2 separate regions of the Homo sapiens genome follow, and region 2 is linked to region 1. The links are chromatin loops, found by intact Hi-C in ENCODE. Cell type or tissue: chondrocyte. All regions are shown on one strand. Links, peaks and the distances in the headings refer to the core of each region. The heading gives the core; the rest is flanking DNA. Region 1 holds the start of LOC124902201 (syncytin-A-like). Region 2 has its middle 51 kb from the start of LINC03026.

Region 1 (4,387 bases), core at 317-4,316:
AAGTTGTATTTCTCCAAATAAATTAAGATGAAATAATATTGCCCAAGTTAAATACTGATATCCTAAAGACAAGTTTACATAGCACTTAATGTACGTAATATAAATTTGAAGCATAAAATTAGAAAAATAAAATTTTCTCCCCTCCTTTCAAAAAAGTTTTAAAATTTAATTGTACCAAGACCTTTAGCAGCAGATTCAGTAATAAAAGTCATGAAGATTTAGGAAGATATTTAAAATATTGAAATGTAATTTAATCTGTATTAACTCATTTCCTAAATATAAAAGCATCTCAGATAATCAAATTGTAATATTTATTCAAGAAAAGAAAGACTATGTCACTGATCACTGTAAATATGTGGGGATTTTTTGTAATTTTACCTTGAGGCTAGTTTTCTTTTGATTTTACAGGTCTCTTAAAACATACATACACACATACACATGGACACAGACAAGCACACACAAACACTTGCACATTTGCACACACTTGCACATTCATGTGACATGTGCACACATACGGACATGCGCAGACATGCACGTGTGTGCACATGCCGGGCAGTGTGAAGGTGATAGATTATTTCAACAACTCTTCTATCAAGACAATACCAACTGTTATGCCAATCCAGGAATTCATGGGACAATTTTTAAAGGCAAAATTTAGGCTGGCATGGTGGCTCATGCCTGTGGTCCCAACACTTTAGGAGCTGAAGTGGGAGGACTGCTTGAGGCCAGGAGTTTGAGACCAGCCTGGGCAACACAGCGCGACCTCTTCTCTATAAAAAAATCAGCTGGGTGTGCTGGCACCCACCTGTAGTCACAGTTACTCAGGAGGCTGAGACGTGAGGATCGCTTGAGCCCAGGAGGTAGAGAGGCTGTAGTGTGCTATGATCACACCATTCCACTCCAGCCTGGGTGACAGAGAGAGATCCTATCTCAAAAAAAATTTTTTTTAACAATAAGCATTTTTAGATTTTTGGGGAGTTCCTTTCAAAATTCAAAATTTTAAGTAATAATACACTTATCGAGCTTCTGTATTTATCAACCTCGATTTCTTTTGCAGTGGCTTTCCATTATAAAAGAGGAAGGTTTAGCTGATTAAGGCTACTTGTCTTCTTCCTCCTACTTTGCTGTGCTTATTATTATACTTAGTTTTCCTATAGGTTAACTAGATTTAAGCAATATGCTTGAACTTGAATTTCTTGTTCTGTAAACTTAGACTGTATTAACTGCCACACCACGATGTGAATGAGGCTCTTAGCCCCCCTACCCTACCCTCTTTCCCCCCTGCCTCTGTATCTTATCTTCTTCCAGTTAGACACGTATTTATTTTTTTACTGATAGACTTTTTCTTCATTTTTAACAGCTGGTATTTTTAACATGCTACATATTTCACCCATTGTCAGTAAATCTGTAGAGTTGTGTAACCATCACTGCAATATAGTTTTAGAATATTTCCATCAGTTCAGTATACTTTTATTTCTCTATTGCCAAAGTAAATATCATTTAATCCAGTCCTCTAACCATATTTGAGTTTTCTGGGTTTCATCTATAAATTGATTGAATACGTAACACCAGAGTCTTATTAATACATTGTCTTGAAACATGTCCAGGGTAAAACTAAAGGCACAGAATTAATCAGAAAGCATTCCATTGAAAGTACCAATCAATAGAGTGAAATTAGACTTCAACAGCTGCAGCCTGTTACCGCCTAAGGATAGGTTGTATGAGGACTCAGGAGGACCTGTTGTTGAGGTTAGGATGAAATGTTTGTCTAAATTCCCTTGAGAACACCACGCTGTCCTGGGATAGAAAGCCAGGCTCTGCTCATTGCCCACTCCCCGCCTTCCCTCCCACCTCCCGCCCTTCTGATCCCATTAATTGCTCTTTTTGGCAGGGTCGAGTGGTGTCAAAGCAGACGTCTGCTCGGTGTGGCCGTATTTTTGTGAGCGGAGCTGCTTTTGTGAGCGCTGCGTCCCTGCAGCATCTCTGCACTGACGCGTGGAGTCGCCGAGAAGCTGCCTGGCGGCTCCAGCAGCCTCCACGCCTAGAGGGCTGCGCGTCCGGGATCGCAGCGCCTTAGCGTCTCCTTCCCGCCTCCCTCCGCCCTCCCGCCAGCGAGCGCGTGGCGCCCCGGAGGTGCAGGGTTGACCAGGGTGCACCCCTCTACTCCTAAGCCAACCTAGGCAGGGCCCTTCCAGTTTCTGCCGCAGCATTTCCAGCCCCTCGAGCCCCTGCAGCTCCTGAGGGTAGCTCAGCAGCCAGCCCAGCGCACCCTCTTCCGGGGCTAGCGCGCACTCCCTCGGCTCTGCTTGCGGTCCCTCGGTGTCCTTCTGCCCCTGGCAGAAGCTCTCACACCACCCTCCCTTCATTTCCCCTGCCGGGCGGGGCTCGCTATTCAGCTCCCTGTGCTCAGTCTGACCCCTCAGCCTGCTGTACCCGCAGGCTCTGCGGAATGAGCCCGGGCCCCAGCCCTTGCCCTCCCGCCCGCCACCACGTCCCTCCTCCCGCCTGGAGCTTCCAGGGCCCTGCCGCGGGCCCCTGCATCTCCCGCCAGGCCGTCTCTCTCTGCCTCCGTCTCCTGCAGCCCAGCTCCGCCTCATTCTCCATTCCTCGCCCAGAAACCTGTACATTCTGTCCGCGGTCGCCGCCTGCGGTTCCTCCACGTCACGCAGGCAGACGCCAGGCTCCGCCAGCTCACAGAACTGCTCTTGCCGAACCCCGAAGGCCTCCACCTGGTTGACCTTGGCAGCCAGCCCGGCCTTCCTTGGCAGTCAGCCCGGCCCTCCTCGGTCCTGACTTTGGGGCCGCTGCCTCCCGCCAGCTCTGTCTTCGCCTGGTTTCAGGGCCCGCACCGCCTTTGCCGGTACGGCCTCATGGCCCGACCCCTGGCCTCCAGACCCCAGGATCTCCCCCAACACACCGGCCCCTGCCCAGGCCACCCGTGTCAGCTCGGGGCACCTCTATCCTTGCACTTGTTCAGACCTCCAGTGACCTCTGAGTCTTCTCTCCCCCAGTTTTCACATCCCACCCTCCAGCGTCCTCCTTTCTCAAGAAGGATCTAGATTCCAACCCGCTCTCATCCCCCACGGTGCTACCTGCCAGTTCTCTCTGCCTCTAGGGTGTCCTTGCTTCCCCTCCTGGGCCTGGCTGGGATCCTTGTAATGTGGTGTGTGTGCTCCCGACGGTTGGCTTCCATCTATGAAAAGGCCAACATCAGGAAGCTGCCTAGGAGGCCGCCTGGCCCACGACCTTTCTAACCCATGTCCACCTACTCCCACCCTCCACCCGGTGATCATGGCCTCCCCTCCCCCCACCCTTCAAACCTGCCTCCAGGTCCCCCCCAGGGCCTTTGCACCAGTTAGTCCCTGTCTTAGCTCAGGGTGCCGTAACAGAATCCAGACGGGGCAACTTAAACAACAGAAACGCATTTCTCACAGCTCTGGAGGCTGGAAGTCCAACATCAAGGTGCCTATAGATTCCATGGCTGGTGAGGCTTCTCTCCTTGGCTTGCAGACGGTCTCCTTCTGGCTGTGTCCTCTCATGGGAGAGGGGAGAGGGGAGGGAGAGAGGGAGACAGAGGGAGCGGGGGAGGGGAGATATCCCTAGCGCTTCTTCCTGTTCCTATAAGGACACAGTTCTATTGGATCAGAGCCCACCCTATGACCTCACTTAACCTTTATTACCTCCTTATAGGTTCTGCCTCCAAATGCAGTCACACTAGGGGTTAGAGCTTCAACATACAAATTTTGTGAGGACACAGTTTAGTCCATAACTTTCCCTCTGCCCAGGTGGCTCTCCCTTGAATATCTGCAAGGCTGACCTGTCCACCCCTTGAACTAGGCCGTATGTCGCTGGAGTCCTCTTTACTACAACCACCTGGAGTTGGGGAAGTAGCCATCATGTAGGAAAAATTAGCCTGTGATTGTTGGTGGATGCTGGGTAGTATAAAACAGAGGTAAAACCAACAACAACAGACTAAAAAGCCCAGATGGCCACAAGTTCAGTTGCCATTTGTAGCAGGAGATGGACATTGGTGCATCCACCCGACACCACATTTCCAAGGATGCTGCATTCCCAAGTGAGCTGCCAGACCAAAATACAGACGGTGCTGATTTAAACATCTGTGATGAAGCAGTGAGCAGTTACACATGGCGAGAAGGAGGAAGGTTAAGGAGCTTTGAGAGGAAGACTTCTGTAGGCAGCCGTGTGCTGTGAGCCCCTCCTCCTGCCTTGTCAAGGGCTTGGGTAGGGGGAGCTTGTCTTCTTGCCTCAGGCTCGGTGAAGTTCAGCTCAACTGAACCTCTGGAGTTTGGGGGATGCAATGGCTGGGGGATAACTCCTGCCCAGGGAAACACAGAGGGCAAAACAGATGGGCTGGCAAACTGCTCCT
Region 2 (4,387 bases), core at 325-4,324, 49 kb before region 1:
ATCCTGCAACTTTTTTCTACTATTATCTGCATGATAGGCTGCAAGAGGAGCAGTAGTTTGATGATATCTCCTCAGGTGACTTCCTGGCACTCATTCAGTCAATAGCTGATGCATGGCCTGCTAACCTGGTTATATTTCACTTCCCTCTGAAGCCTGTTTCTCAAAGCCACTACTTCAGGACTAAACATGCAGTCATTTGTAGATGCCTTTGTATGGGAAAGGAGACATCAATGGGGACTTAGGAAATCATCTAATTAAGAGGCTTTCACTCGAAGGTCTAATTTGAATGAATTCACATTGTAAGAGGGAAGTGAACTGTTAGGATTCACTGCAGGCTTTCCTGCGTCTCAGTCCAGTGCCTGTTAGCTCACGGCAGAAAGACATACTTGTCAAAGAAAGTTATTATGCATTACTTTCTTTACTTCCAAAGAAGAACGCAAATGTTCTCCATGAAAGCAAGGGCAGTAGGAGGAGGGGGCAGGCTGGGGCTCTTGCTCACTACCTGCTGCCCTGAAATCCTAGAGTCTTGTTTAACACCACATGGCACTTCTCATGTAGCATTTTTGAAGGACTTTCAATCCAGTGCCACCCCAAGGAAATATGCCTTCTCCGTAGCTGGCTGTCTGGAATGGACTCTGGGTGAGATTGGCCCCTCTGAATTCCTGGCTTTGCGGCACATGCAACCATCAGATCCAGGCTGCTCCCAGGAAAGGGACAAAACTTGGCAGAGGGCAGTTCCTGGGGGCAGAGGGCAATTCCTCTGAGGCCCCCAGCAGGTGGCACTCTGGCAGCTTGGGGAGGGAACTGGGAAGGGGTGGAGACCCTGGGTTCTGAAGGGCAGGAGTCGAGCTCCTGCAGTAGACCAGTCCTTTTGATGCTTGGCAAAGGCCCTGGCCCTCCAGGATGCAGCTATTGTCTTTAGCCTTGATATGTCATGGTCACATTTCCCAACTCAAATATTTTTTGTATCTCTTTATTATCCTAAGCCATAGCACTAATTAGTTGCCCCATAGAAGTTAGCACCCAGGGAAGAGCTGTTTCTCCATAAGCCATTTCACTTGGGATGAATGTGTCAATGCACAGGGAAGACCCGCCGCTGTAAAGCGGCATGGCCAGAGTCTGGTTCTGTGGCACTGCTGCTCGTGACACAGAGTCAGCAGCAAGGGCTTCCCCATGGGGAGGGCCTGTTTGCTTAGCATCATTCCTAGGGTCATTTGTGTGTGCCACGAAGAGGGGGCACCCCTTTCTCTTTCCTAACTCTGATCTTGAGAAGCATGCAATGGGCAGAGGAATTTGCAAATCTCACTTGTTTGAAAGTGATGTCCCTCCTTGAAAATTGCATTCAGCAATTTAAATGTAGACATTTTGACCTTACAGTACTCTGAGGATGGGATTAACAAATTCCCATTTAAAGCTACTTTTGCATTTGTTGAGGAATATTGTTGCATGCATGTGTTAATTTGCTAGGGCTTCCATAACAAAGTGCCACAGTGGGGGGCTTAAAGAACAGATATTTATTCTCTCCCGTTCTAGAGGTTGGAAGTCCAAAATCAAGGTGTGGGCAGAGTTGATTCCTCCTGAGTCCTCTCTCCTTGGCTTGCAGAAGGCTGAGGCTGTATTCTCCCTGTGTCCCCACTGTGTGTGTCTATGTCCTCATCTCTTTTTTTTTTTTTTTTTTTTGAGACAGAGTTTCGCTCTTGTTTCACAGGCTGGAATGCAATGGCGCAATCTCGGTTCACTGCAACCTCCGCCTCCTGGATTCAAGCGATTCTTCTGCCTCAGCCTCCTGAGTAGCTGGGATTACAGGCATGCGCAACCACGCCTGGCCAATTTTGTATTTTTAGTAGAGACAGGGTTTCTCCATGTTGGTCAGGCTGGTCTCGAACTCTCGACCTCGGGCGATCCTCCTGCCTCGGCCTCTCAAAGTGCTGGGATTACAGGTGTGAGCCGCTGCACCCAAGCCTTTTCTTATGGGACCCAGTCAGATTGGATTAGGGCCCACACATCCATATGACATCATTTTTAATTGATTACCTCTGTAAAGGCCCCTCCTCCAAATATAGTCACCTTCTGAGGTTCTTGGGGTTAGCATTTCAACATATGACATTTGAGAGGCACCATGCAGCCATCACACGGAATAATCTGTTAGTTTCAGTACTCAGGGTCTGCTCTGTTAGGACACACACTCCCAAAGAATTGCTTTTAGACCTTGGTCCTAAATGATTTTTCCTTTAAAAAGCTGGTATTCTTATTTTTATTTATTTATTTTTTTGAGACGGAGTCTCGCTCTATTGCCCAGGCCGGAGTGCAGTGGCACAGTCTCGGCTCAGTGCAACCTCTGCCTCCCAGGTTCAACAGATTCTCCTGCCTCAGCCTCTCGAGTAGCTGGGACTACAGGTGCCCACCACCACGCCTGGCTCATTTGTTTTTTTTTTTTGTATTTTGTTGTAGAGATGGGGTTTCACTGTGTTAGCCAGGATGGTCTCGATCTCCTGACCTCATGGTCCACCTGCCTCGGCCTCCCAAAGTGCTGGGATTACAGGTGTGAGCCACCGCGCCTGGGTCCTAGCTTGCTCTTTTATGTGGGCAGCAATGTGCCTGGAACCCTCCTCACCTCTTATTGACATCCTTGTCCTTGCAGGAGGACTCTAACCTTAAATTGTTATCACCCAACCTTGTCTGTGACATCCAGATTCCAAAAGTAATAAAATTTTAAATGAAATAAACTGGTAATGAATAAAGCAGTCATGAACTGTCTTTATCAAATAAAGGACCTTTTGGTACCAAAGTGATTCATACATACAAAAAAAGTCTAGGAATATAAGAGTCTTACTGCCAAGCACAGTGGCTCATGCCTGTAATTCCAGCACTTTGGGAGGCCAAAGCGGGTGGATCACCTGACGGTGGGAGTTTGAGACCAGTCTCTACTAAAAATACAAAATTAGCCGGTGTGGTGGCACATGCCTTGTAATCCCAGCTACTCAGGAGGCTGAGGCAGGAGAATCACTTGAACCCAGGAGGAGGAGGTTGCAGTGAGCCGAGATCTTGCCATTGCACTCCAGCCTGGGCAACAAGAGCGAAACTCCATCTCAAAAAAAAAAAAAAGGTCTTACTTTTGCATTCTTGTTCTTACATTTTGTCTGTCAAAGTCAATAGAGGATCCATTTACTTGTGAAATTAGTTTCCTAACCATATGCCATCCTTCCTCCTAACTCCGTAATTTTCTTTTTCTTTTTTTTTTTTGAGATGGAGTCTCACTCAGCTGCCCAGGCTGGAGTGCGGTGGCGTGATCTCAGCTCGCCGCAACCAACATCTCCCAGGTTCAAGAGATTCTCCCGTCTCAGCCTCTCAAGTAGCTGGGAATACAGGCACCCGCCATCATGCCCGGCTAATTTTTGTATTTTAGTAGAGTCAGGGTTTCACCATGTTGACCAGGCTGGTCTTGAACTCCTTACCTCAGGTGATCCACCCACCTCGGCCTCCCAAAGTGCTGGGATTACAGGCATGAACCACAGCGCTCGGCCCTAACACCGTAATTTTTGCATGGTACAATGTAAGCTATTTCTGCTTAAAACTAAAATATGCTTGTAATTGACAGCAAGATAAGCATAAGGTTTTGCATGACTCAGCCAGGTTAATCAAAGAGGATGGTTGCTATTTTGGGAGAAAGGAAGTTAATTAAATATGTAACTAATTTTATATTAGAGAAAACTAATATAATTAAACTGCAGTTTTGAGTGGTATGAGTCAGTATGATGATTAAGAGTGGGAGTCATGAAAAAATACAGTATTTATTAACTATCGGGGGATTGACATATGAAGTCTTCAAAAAGTTTGGGATGGGCTTGGTTATGTGTAATCGTCATGAATTTTTTGTTCAAGTATTTAAAATGTTCAGTGAAAGCTATATAACTACATTACAAACTTTATTTGTGATTTCTAGCAATCTTCCAAGTGAGGTGGAGAAATTAAAGATCTAGAATGCACCTCTGTTGGCCGGAAGCAGTGGCTCTTGCCTGGAATCCCAGCACTTTGGGAGGCCGAGGCAGGCAGATCACGAGATCAAGAGATCGGGACCATCCCGGCCAACATGGTGAAACACTGTCTCTACTAAAAATAAAAAATTAGCTGGGCACGGTGGCGGGTGCCTGTAATCCCAGCTACTCGGGAGGCTGAGGCAAGAGAATCGCTTGAACCCAGGAGGCGGAGGTTGCAGTGAGCCGAGATAGCACCACTGCACTCCAGCCTGGCAACAGAGTGAGACTCCATCTGAAAAAAAAAAAAAAAAAGAGAACCTCTGTGTGGAGGAAAACAATTCTATTAGAGGAAATAAAAGGCACAGGGAGGGCACAGGGAGGAATGTCATATTATTTTGGTACAAGCAGAT

Evidence for each region. Peaks named below come from ENCODE experiments on the same cell type or tissue, not always from the same donor. Only the 100,000 strongest peaks of a DNase experiment are listed, where the experiment ranks them.
Region 2: it touches region 1 in a loop (4-fold over the local background); 2 of 110 quality-filtered maps call a loop at or near these places.

Annotation. Positions count from the first base shown.
Region 1 is chr9:88,074,291-88,078,677 of GRCh38, forward strand. LOC124902201 (syncytin-A-like) reads right to left here and starts at 3,610. Exons shown (of 7, transcript XM_047424307.1): 1 at 3,433-3,610; 2 at 3,093-3,193. It overlaps LINC03026 (long intergenic non-protein coding RNA 3026), which reads right to left and starts at 3,610. Exons shown (of 2, transcript NR_135138.1): 1 at 3,433-3,610. RefSeq lists an enhancer at 2,308-2,858. In chondrocyte, for the core only: CTCF peaks have their summits at 2,013, 2,216 and 2,417; DNase peaks (open chromatin) are centred at 2,111, 2,291 and 2,711.
Region 2 is chr9:88,024,804-88,029,190 of GRCh38, forward strand. No RefSeq gene overlaps it. Among named protein-coding and RNA genes, the nearest start is that of LINC03026, 51 kb to the right of the region's middle. RefSeq lists an enhancer at 996-1,761. In chondrocyte, for the core only: no CTCF peak of the experiment used is centred there; no DNase peak of the experiment used is centred there.